Linked DNA regions of Homo sapiens: region 1 is linked to region 2. Evidence: chromatin loops called from intact Hi-C (ENCODE). Cell type or tissue: MCF 10A. All regions are shown on one strand. Region 1 overlaps ADGRB3 (adhesion G protein-coupled receptor B3). Region 2 overlaps COL19A1 (collagen type XIX alpha 1 chain).

The links. A loop is a pair of places that touch in the nucleus more often than their neighbours do. Peaks named below come from ENCODE experiments on the same cell type or tissue, not always from the same donor. Only the 100,000 strongest peaks of a DNase experiment are listed, where the experiment ranks them.
Region 1: a loop joins it to region 2, with 2.7 times the contacts of the local background. A loop is called at or near these places in 10 of 110 quality-filtered maps.

The regions. Positions count from the first base shown.
Region 1 is chr6:68,966,221-68,971,220 of GRCh38, forward strand. All of the region lies in intron 8 of ADGRB3 (adhesion G protein-coupled receptor B3), which reads left to right. Among named protein-coding and RNA genes, the nearest start is that of ADGRB3, 330 kb to the left of the region's middle. RefSeq lists an enhancer at 1,857-2,151. In MCF 10A, a CTCF peak has its summit at 2,035 (motif pointing left); a DNase peak (open chromatin) is centred at 2,051.
Region 2 is chr6:70,106,054-70,111,053 of GRCh38, forward strand. The region is part of intron 16 of COL19A1 (collagen type XIX alpha 1 chain); the gene reads left to right. Among named protein-coding and RNA genes, the nearest start is that of COL9A1, 190 kb to the right of the region's middle. In MCF 10A, a CTCF peak has its summit at 2,399 (motif pointing left); no DNase peak of the experiment used is centred here.

The DNA.
Region 1 (5,000 bases), 1.1 Mb before region 2:
AATCTACATCCTATGATTCTTCATCCCTTCCCTAATTACATCATTTAGATTGTGGTAGGCCTCCCTGTCTTCAGCTCTCTTTCTTTCAACCCTTTCTCCAAACTGCAGGCATAGCAAGCATTTAAAACATTGTCATAAATTTCCCTTGCCCCTAATATAAAGTCAAGATCCTTGCTTACCTCATCATATATTACCCCTCCTCCTGCTGAATCACCCACCTCTACTTATCCCCAACTTTACACTTTACCCTTTCTGAAACGGTCACCTTCTTGGTTATTCCCAGTTCTCTTTGCTCCCTGGATTTTCCCACATGTGGTTCCCAGGACACACTCTCCCCTTCTTCATTGGTGGAAGTCCTGCTTCTCCTTTACACCTCAACCTGGACATCCCTCTGGAAATCTTCCACTGACACACTCTTCCCTAAGGTACTCCCAGAGCAGCCAGGGCTTCTCAGCTTAGAGTGGGCATCCTGTGTACTGTAATTCCTCAAATTATCATCTTTATGACCATTTTAGGAGTCAAGAGACATCGACTATTCTTACTTAGCCTTTTCTATGTGTAGTATTTAACAAGGTGACTGGGATATGCTGGGTGCCCAGTAAATATTTGTTGAATGAATGAATTCTATAAGTGGCACTGAGAAGTACCTAGAAAGATCCCACTACTGGGGAATTCATAAAGATGAGATGGCAGAAAATCAATTGTTATTTTAATGTCTAAAGCTATTTTGCTTTTGGTATAAGCATAAATCGACCTATTTTCTGAGATAGACTCTTCAAAGAATGCCAAGTCACCTTTGATAAAATAGTTAAAGCAGCTGTACCGTTTGACATTACTACTAAAAAGCTGAAAACCCTGGACCAGTTTGCACCTGTGAATCTATGATTTCCCCTGCCATCTTCCTTTTTAAAAATAATAATAATTTGTGTAGTGGATTTCTGTCTCCAAGAAGCACAATGAATCCAAGGCTTCATAAATTTACTGTGGAACAAAACAAAAAGTTGTTGACATCTCTAGGTTTAAAAAATTATTGACTTTTGCTTTTCATTTTGTTTGGCTGTTTGTAGGCAGACCAAACTGATAGTCATTAAGAAGATAAAATTCAGTAATAGAAAGATGTGGTTGGTCAAAGGAAAACAACTATTTAATCAGCTTCTTCCTGAACCAGAGTGAGGATGTGTGTAGGGCACATTGGGGGATTCTAAAAAATGGTCCTATAGGATCTTAGTAAGTCAGATATAGCCCTCCAAGGCCAAACTTAGTCATTACATGATACCCTGGAAACATCTTTTGACTAATTTTTAAGGTAACTGTAGTAGCTAACCTCCCTATCTTTCTGCTCCTAACTGGACACGGCTATCTACTGCTAGAGGATCCACCCCCCACCTCCACCCCCGCCCCACACACAACGTCTACAGTATTTTTGCAAAATCATCTTCATTCTCTGCGATCTTAAGAAATAGGGTAATTCAAAAACAGATCTAGCCAAAAGAGAAAAATAAATCAGCTAAAAACATGTATAGATGTTACAAGGTGACAGGAAAGTGCTTTGGAGAAAGATAAAGGAGAGGAAGGGGTGGGAGTGTTTGAGGGGCAGTCAGTGGGGTCTGAGAATGTGAGGTTTGAGAAAAGATTGAAGGCGGGAAAGACATGAGTCATGCAGACATGTTTGAGGGGGAGGAAGCGGGGGATAGTCAAAGCAGAAAGAACCTGCACACAAGCTCTGAGGTTGCAGTCGGCCTGTAGTACTGAAGAAGGGTGGAGAAGGCCTGTGCAGCTGGTGGGAAGCTGTGACAGTGGAGCAAGGAAGAGGAGAGGTAAGCTGTAACTGATGCTAGTTTAATCATTAAACATTGTACTTGCATGAAGAGAGGACGTTTTATTTTTCCCCAACTATTTGCCTTAAAAAAAAAATGAAGCATTGACTTATTTCACATATTTACTCTTACTCCCCACCTTGATTTTGAACCCATCAGATTCCGCAGCCGGCCCAGTAAACATTTCACCCTACTGGCTCACTAGTGCCATCTAGTGGCTAAGGTTTGCAATGACCACATTTTCTAACTACACATTTGACCGTGGGGGAGGGGCAGGGAGCAACGAAGTACCTTTTGCCAGAATAATACTAAGTGTGAAAAACTTTCTGATACCCCGACAGGGAAATGAAGAAGTTCATGATACAAATTGAATCTTCGTTTTCTTATGTCACGACTGAATCAGGAAATCTAGTATTCAACTATAGCAACAGGTTTTATTAAATGTGTTTCAAAGTTCACCAATGGAACTAAAGGAAATTTGAATTTCAAAGCATTGAAAACCAAAAAGATAGTACAAGTGAAGCAAAAGTGAAAGATTATAAATGAAGAGATAATGAGGGAGATAATAAACAGAAGTGGGATGTATGGATGGAGCAAAAAGAATAATCAAATATGACAGTCAGATTAGATTAACTATTGCCATGTCATTATTAAAAACGGACGAGTCGTTGTATCTAGAATTCAATTATGTAATAACCTATTCATGATGTATTTTTTGAACTTTAACATTTGTCCTAATTCTCCTTCTTTTAGTATTCTATAATAGTTTTTGGTTGGCATTTATAGAAACATGAATATCATTTATTACACTACTGTCCAACATAGTTGTTATTTCAATTTAAATGTACATTAACTAAAATCAAATAAAATCCAAAATTCACTTCTCAATTGCACTAGCCACATTTTCCTAGCACCTACCATACTGAACAGTGAAAATATAAAACATTTCTATCATTGAAAAAATTTTATTGGACAGTGCTGGTATGTTATTTCCCCAGTAAAAGTGATTTCTTTAATGAAAGTGTTTTGAACACATACTGTATACTAGATACCACTGTAGTTCATTACAACAGATTAAAAAGATAAAGTAAAACCTGGCTAGTCTAAAAAGCAACACTGGGGAATTGGGGAGGTTCACAGATATAACCAAGTATTTTCAATCTGTTGTGAGAAGGGCTATAATATTCATATATTCAATAACTGAGATATTAGGAAAGAGTTATTGGAGAATACATCATTTAAGCAGCATTTTAAGGATAAATAGGAATTTTACCCCTCAAAATAAGAATATCCATGGGTTTCACATCTGTGGATTGAACCAACCACAGATCAAAAATATTCAGGAAAATTAACTGTGTGGCTGCTGCATAGGAGAGTAAATATGAGCCGTGATGGGAATGGTAGGCTACAGCCCTTATGAGCAGGGCCTTTGGATCACACTAAGCACAGCTATCTTAGTTCTTTCTGTGTTATCCTGTCAGTACTGGAGAAGCATGGGAGGGTTTTAAGCAGAAAATTGTGGGATTAAACTTTATCTTAGAGATTACTCTTTTGATGTGGCATGAAAATTGGATTAAGGGGGCAGATGGAGGAGAACAGTACCACTTACTACCCAGCTCCTCAACTCAGAAAGCAAGCATCATCCTTGACCCCTTTGTCTTCCTAAATTCTCACATAGTTTTGTCTACCTCTTCAATTTACCTTGTATCCACCAATTTTTCTCATCTTTAGTCTAATCATCCTACCTAAAGCCATCAATGTTTCAGGGTTGAAGCACTGCACTGGTCTCCTCCACGGCATTGGCCATCTATTCTACCCACAGAAGGCAAACTATCTTAAAATTTAAAATTGAATCATTTCACTTTTTTAGAACCCTTCAATGGCTGCCCATGTGGCCCTATAGGCTCTAATCATGGCCTCTCTCACCAGACCATTACTCTATACTTGGTCTTACTCTTCTCCTTCCAGCCCTGCTGAACTCGATGCCCCAAGCTCTTCCTTGCTTCAAGGCCTTTGCACAAATTGTTTCCTCTGCCTGGAGCATTTATTGTACCGCACACTGCCAGTTTTAATTATATGTCACTTTCTCCAGGAAGCCTTCCTTGATTCTTCAGTTTTTAGGTTAAAATAGCACCCTGTACTTACTATTTGAAGTGCTCATCATAATTGTACTCAAGTAATTTTTTGTTTCACCTTGCCTCCTCCCTTTGACTAAAAGAATGTCTAGGCAGACTACTTTTCTTTTCTTCTTTCTTTTTTTTTTTTTAAATGGAATCTTGATCTGTCACCCAGGCTGGAGTGCAGTGACACGATCTTGGCTCACTGCAAACCCTGCCTCCCGGGTTCAAGCAATTCTTCTGCTTCAGCACCTGTAGCTGGGATCTTCCTCCTTCTGCTTCAGCACCTGTAGCAGGGACTACAGGTGCACGCCACCACACCCAGCTAATTGTTGTATTTTTAGTAGAGATGGGGTTTCATCAGGCTGGTCTTGAACTCCTGACCTCATGATCTGCCCGCCTTGGCCTCCCAAAGTGCTGGGATTACAGGCATGAGCCACTGTGCCTGTCCCAGACTGCATTTCTTATGCACCATTGGTTCTTCTAAAGCAGGGCCTAGCACCATGTTACATTAACAGGGCCTAGCTCTAGCACATATTAGGTAAAAATGTAGCCTAGCACATGTTAGTGCTAGCACAGGTCCTAGGACACAGGCCCAACACATGTGAGGTAAGTGCATGAAATAACCAATGAGGTTGTTCCCCTAATTTAACCAGGACAGAATGAATGCCTGGGTGAGTGGTGGAGGTAAAATCATGGAAGGTTAAGAGTAAGATAAGGATGACTAGAAGATGGATCCAATGGTTTTAGTTACGGGAACAAGATTGTAGTACCATTAGCAGAGTTAGGAATTTCAAGGAGAGGAAACAAGCAGCATTGTGGAGAATAATACTGGGAATTGAAGTGTGAGCAGCTTCACCTGAGATTTCTTTGGAATAGCCAAGTAAAAAATGCCACTCAGAAACTGGCTACGCCAGCCTAAACCCAAGAAAGATACCTGAACCAAAGAAACACATATAGTTGGCCGTCAGTATTCATGGGTTTCATCTCTGTGGATTGAACCAACCACAAATCAAATATTCAGAAAAAAATGACGTCTGTATTGAACATGTACAAAGTTTTTTCT
Region 2 (5,000 bases):
AATGTTCTTCCCTTTGGGGGTTTAAGATGTTTCTGAAATCAAACATAGTGTTGTTATTCGGGGGAGTGTCAGTGAAGACTTTAAAAATCTTGAATTGAAGGGACTCTAAGTCCCCAATGGCCTGAAGCAATTCAAATAAAGTGTTTTAACCAGTCCTTCTACTTGATTATTTGTTCTGAAGCCAAATTAGTATATTCTCAGTTTCTTACAAAATGTTTGTACCAAAAGGACAACTTGTTTACCAAAATAATTTCTGACAAATAGCTAAGTGTGTGCGTGTGTGTGTGTGTGTGTGTGTGTGTGTGTGTAAGAGGACAACGTTTTGTCCCCTGAGACATTATATCTCCTAGGGAAAAAAGATTTCTAATAATGGAAAATTTACTAACACTAGTTTTATTAAACTAACATTATTAAATTATCTTTGTGAATCAGTGTTTCATGGAAAGTCATGTATATCACTCCAATTTAGCTTAACTATTATTCAATAGCAACTTTTTGTGTCTTTAGGACTTATTTGAAATTTATACACATGCAATATGCATATAATGAAACTATTCTTAATCAGAGTGCTTGTCATTGAACAGTGACTAACCTGGTTAACAGAGCTAGCTACAATGTATTTTTGTAAAGTATTTGTCCAATTCCTTGTTAAAAACCAGAGCTGATCTTACCTATACAAAGGAAAAAGCTCCCAAAGTGTCCCATGTAACTTCTGCTATCTTGTCCTAAGCGAATATTCTTCATTGGAGGGAAACTATTACATAGAGATCTCTTGGATTTATTTCAATACATAAAGATTACGACTGAGAACAGTTTTTCAGTATGAGAGGGCTAAGCATCTCCCTCGGGAAGGAAATAGCACTAACTCCTGAGGAAACAGGTTCAGAGGAAAGAGGGATGAAGCAGACCAGGAGAATGTATTACCATCACGAGCTCTGCATTAAGTACTGTATTTCCAGTGTCTTAGGGAATCCTTACAACTATCTTGAAAAGTAGAAATTATCTTCATTTTATAATGGGGTAAATGATACTTGGAAATGTCAAGTAACTTACCCAAGATGACACAAGCAGTGAAGACAGAACTGAAACACAGGAACTGATCCCTAAACCTTTATTCTGCCAGACTTCAGGTGTGAAAGACAAGCTTCTAGTTTACAGTTCAACTAAGATTATTCTTCCTCAAACATCATACCTAGAACAATGTTTGAGTTTTCCGTTGCAATCAATGGCACTATCCTGACTCCAGACAGCGAGATGGTATAGGATAGCATAGGATGGCGGTGAGGAACTTAGTCCTTCTCCTCACTAGCTTGTCCTGGAACAATTTTCTTAATGTTTCCTTGTCTCCATTTTCTTTTCTGTAAATTTGAAATAATAGCACCTACCCCACCTACTTTTTCCCACAGTGGCTACAAGAGCCCAATGTCATTGATATGAAAGAACTTTCTTCTAAATGTAAAGCTCTATCTAAATGTATCTTAGTTCCACTGTTATTATTCTGAACACCCATTCACACTGTAGAGAGAAGAGATTGTCTTCAATCAGTAATTAAACCAACACTTCTTTTCTCTCTTTACAGTTCTCCAAAAATCTAGTTAACAGAAATTTGAATGTCTATCAATGAATTGCTGAAATAAAAGATCACTTTGCATATGTCACACTTATTCTAGATACGTCATGAAGAGATCCAAAAGTTATTCCCAATTAGGTAACAATAACAACCAGGTCTAAAGAGTCAGTGATGTTTTTTCTCCCGAGATTTACAGCCTCTTCCTTGCTTGTGGGGCTTGTTCCTTTACCATCTGAGCTGTTGCATTTTATTAGTTGTGATGTTCTCTAAGTCTCAACTGTCCTTCCTCACACTCCAATAAAAGCTTGTCTTTTTTAAAAACCTTCCAGTTATCTGAGTAGCATAAGCAGTGGAAAGTAATAGACTTATGTTATGATAATGAGACTTGGAAAGTCTCAAGACTTGGAATGCCTTTGTTTATTTCAAAGTATTCTGGTTTTCAGTTCCTTTAGAAAAGAGAGGAAAGCAGCTGGAAATGAGGCGGAGCAGGAGAGAAAGTAGGAGAATTTAACTAATGAGCCATTAAAGGAAGTAGGTATTAGCCCATCCATTTGACATTAACTTTACTTCTCATTCATCATTACTGGAAAAAGCGTTTATTAAAAACCACACTAATTTAAAATTGTGTTATTATTTCTTCTGCTACAGGCAAGACTTTTTATTTTCTTTCTTTTTTTCTTCTGGTATTGTTTTTATGCATTGTTTCATTATTGCAGTATGAGAATTGAGCAGTGGGCTCCATTTGTCACATTTGTGTGCATAGCAATTTCAGTTGAAAACAGAAATTCAAAAAATTTTGTAACATGGGGCAACAGCTCCATCTACTGTTTCCATAGGAAAAGCTCTAGTCAAAGAATGACAATAGCTCTTTGAAGGATGTCAGAGGAATGGAAATTTTTCGATGTTTGAAGCTTATAAATCCATATGATTTTTAAAAAATTATTTTCAGGATTTTGTTACATTTATGCTTACCTTGAAATTTAAATATAAGTGCTATTTCATCAGCAGTCATTTTCAATGTCAACTTGATGCTCTTTTGAGGTAAAAATCCATACCTACTTCATGGATCTCTAAAATGCCCTTCTATTGTACAATACCAATAAAACTCTGCAGCATTAATTTTTGGGAGCTTACTCCAACAAAACATATGCTTCTTTTCTAAAACAAGTCTGATTTGAAACATGTACATTCATGTTTCTATTTTAATTTTAACTTCAGTGTAGAACTTCTTCTACCTTTAAAGCATGAATCATTGCACAGTCCTGAAAGTTACAATTATACATCAGTTTGCACAATTAAAAGAGTAAATTTAGGGTGTAAAATTTAATTTATTTACTAAACAAATACTTATGGCCTATCTACTATGTGTTAATCACTATTACAAACATTGAATATACAGTGGTTAAAAACACAAAGCAACAACAAACTACAGATAAGGTCTCTACCTTTCTTTATAACTTACTGTCTGTGGTGAGGCAGTACACCAATGGTTAATAAGCAGTTAAATAAATAGACAAAACAATTTCGGTTTAGAGTGAGGTGCTATGGGGGGAATAAACTGGGTAATGTGATAATGATTTGGAAGGAGGAGATGTTCTTCTCATTACCATCTAATTGAGGTGGTCCAGGGAGGTGTCTCTGAGCAGAAGACATTCCTTGAGAAGGAGCTGGCCATGTAAGGGCCAGAGCAAGAACTTTCCAAACAGAAATATCAGGACTTGCAAAGAGCTTCAGGTGGGGAAAAGCTTGATGTATTCAATAAACATAAAGGAGCTAAGAAAAGAATAGTGCCAGAAAAGATTTGGGAGCTGAATGGCTTCATCATATAGGGCCTTATAAGAATGGAAAAGAAGGGTTGGGGGGCAAGTGGAGAGATACACGTAGCCATGAAATAACCAGTTACATCTCCGTTTTGTAAGTGTGTGTGTGTGTGTGTGTGTGTGTGTGTGTGTGTGTGTGTATCTGCAGCGGTTTGATTTTTTTATGTGATGAAATTACTGTTCCTACTGATTCAAATAAATTATTCTGAAGGTAATATTGTTTTTAGCCCATTATCTTTAGTCTTTGAGTGGACGGGGAATAGGCTTGTTTGCTGAAAGAAAACAAAATTGACAAAGGTTTGATTGTAGCCCATTTAATTTCAGTCTTGTCTGAATCCACTGGATATCACTTTGGTCATTAGAGATGGAGAATTTCATCACATCTAAGTCTTTTCTTTTTCCCCACAGCTAAATCTGATGTTTCCTTTCTGATAGGCTATAGGTTGAGTCAGTTGAACAGTTGGGGCAATGAAAATACATACCCTCAAAACGCCATAGAACTAAGTGCCTTCCGGCACTTGTGCCCCCTTATCCATCGCTGTTCTCAACTTGAGTATCTTCCGTCTCCAACTTTATTTACTATGCACTGAAAACTGAAAGGAAAGTTATTATTTTCAGCATATAGCAGGACCCACCTCTAAAACAATTTAGTGTCCCAAAACACATTTTTGGACTGCTGAATAAAGCAGATGACAAAAACTGTCTCAGTGAAACATTTGATCACTTGTTAAAATACCCTCAGAATACCTTGAATGTGACTACATGCATTTTGAAGCTCATCATGTATCAATGGGAATCCAATTCAAATTCTTAACATCCCTTCTAGAAGCTTGAACTGATCAGGGCTTAGTCATGTTGCTCAGTTTTCCTTTCAGCAAGAGAACCACAATCTCTTCTGTTAAATGACTAAAGTCTGTGCAATGTAATATCTTCAGAGAAAATGAACCTAACAATTTATTTGAGTCAATGGGAATAGGAATTTCATTTCTTAAAAAAAAGTAAGATGACACTTTCTCAGATTTAAAAATATAGACACATAAGACCTATAAAATGGAGACATGGCTAGTTAATCATGTTTATTGCCACTTGTCCCTCATGGGGGTAATGGTCCCAGACAAAACAGCTGTTCCCAACATTGCTAAAATTCCAGTGTCACCTTGTGTGACCACAGAATACATAGACATGCATGTGAGGCAGCTGGGGATATCAGGTTGAGATTTTGAAAACTGGCTCTCAGGTTTTATTTTCTAATTATTTCTCTTTTTCTCTCCCTACGGACAGCAGCAGTAGGACATTATTAGTCACTTTCTGACTTCCTGTGTTTTTTACTAATAGTGGTAACATTATGGTGGAAAAAATATTATATTTGTACAGCCACTGACTGCTTGTTTCATCTTGTATTATGTTCTTGAAACCAACTATTAAGACATCTGGACTGACATGTGTTATTTACAGCAACGATGAGACAGACTATTTGAAATCCTTGATCTGTGGTCACCAAACTTGTAATTAGTTGTGATGGTGCCTGGATTCAACATCATTTCTTTGTGTTGGGTAAACATTAAGATTTGAGAAGTCAAAGGCCAGTCAGATTTATTAGAACCTTAATT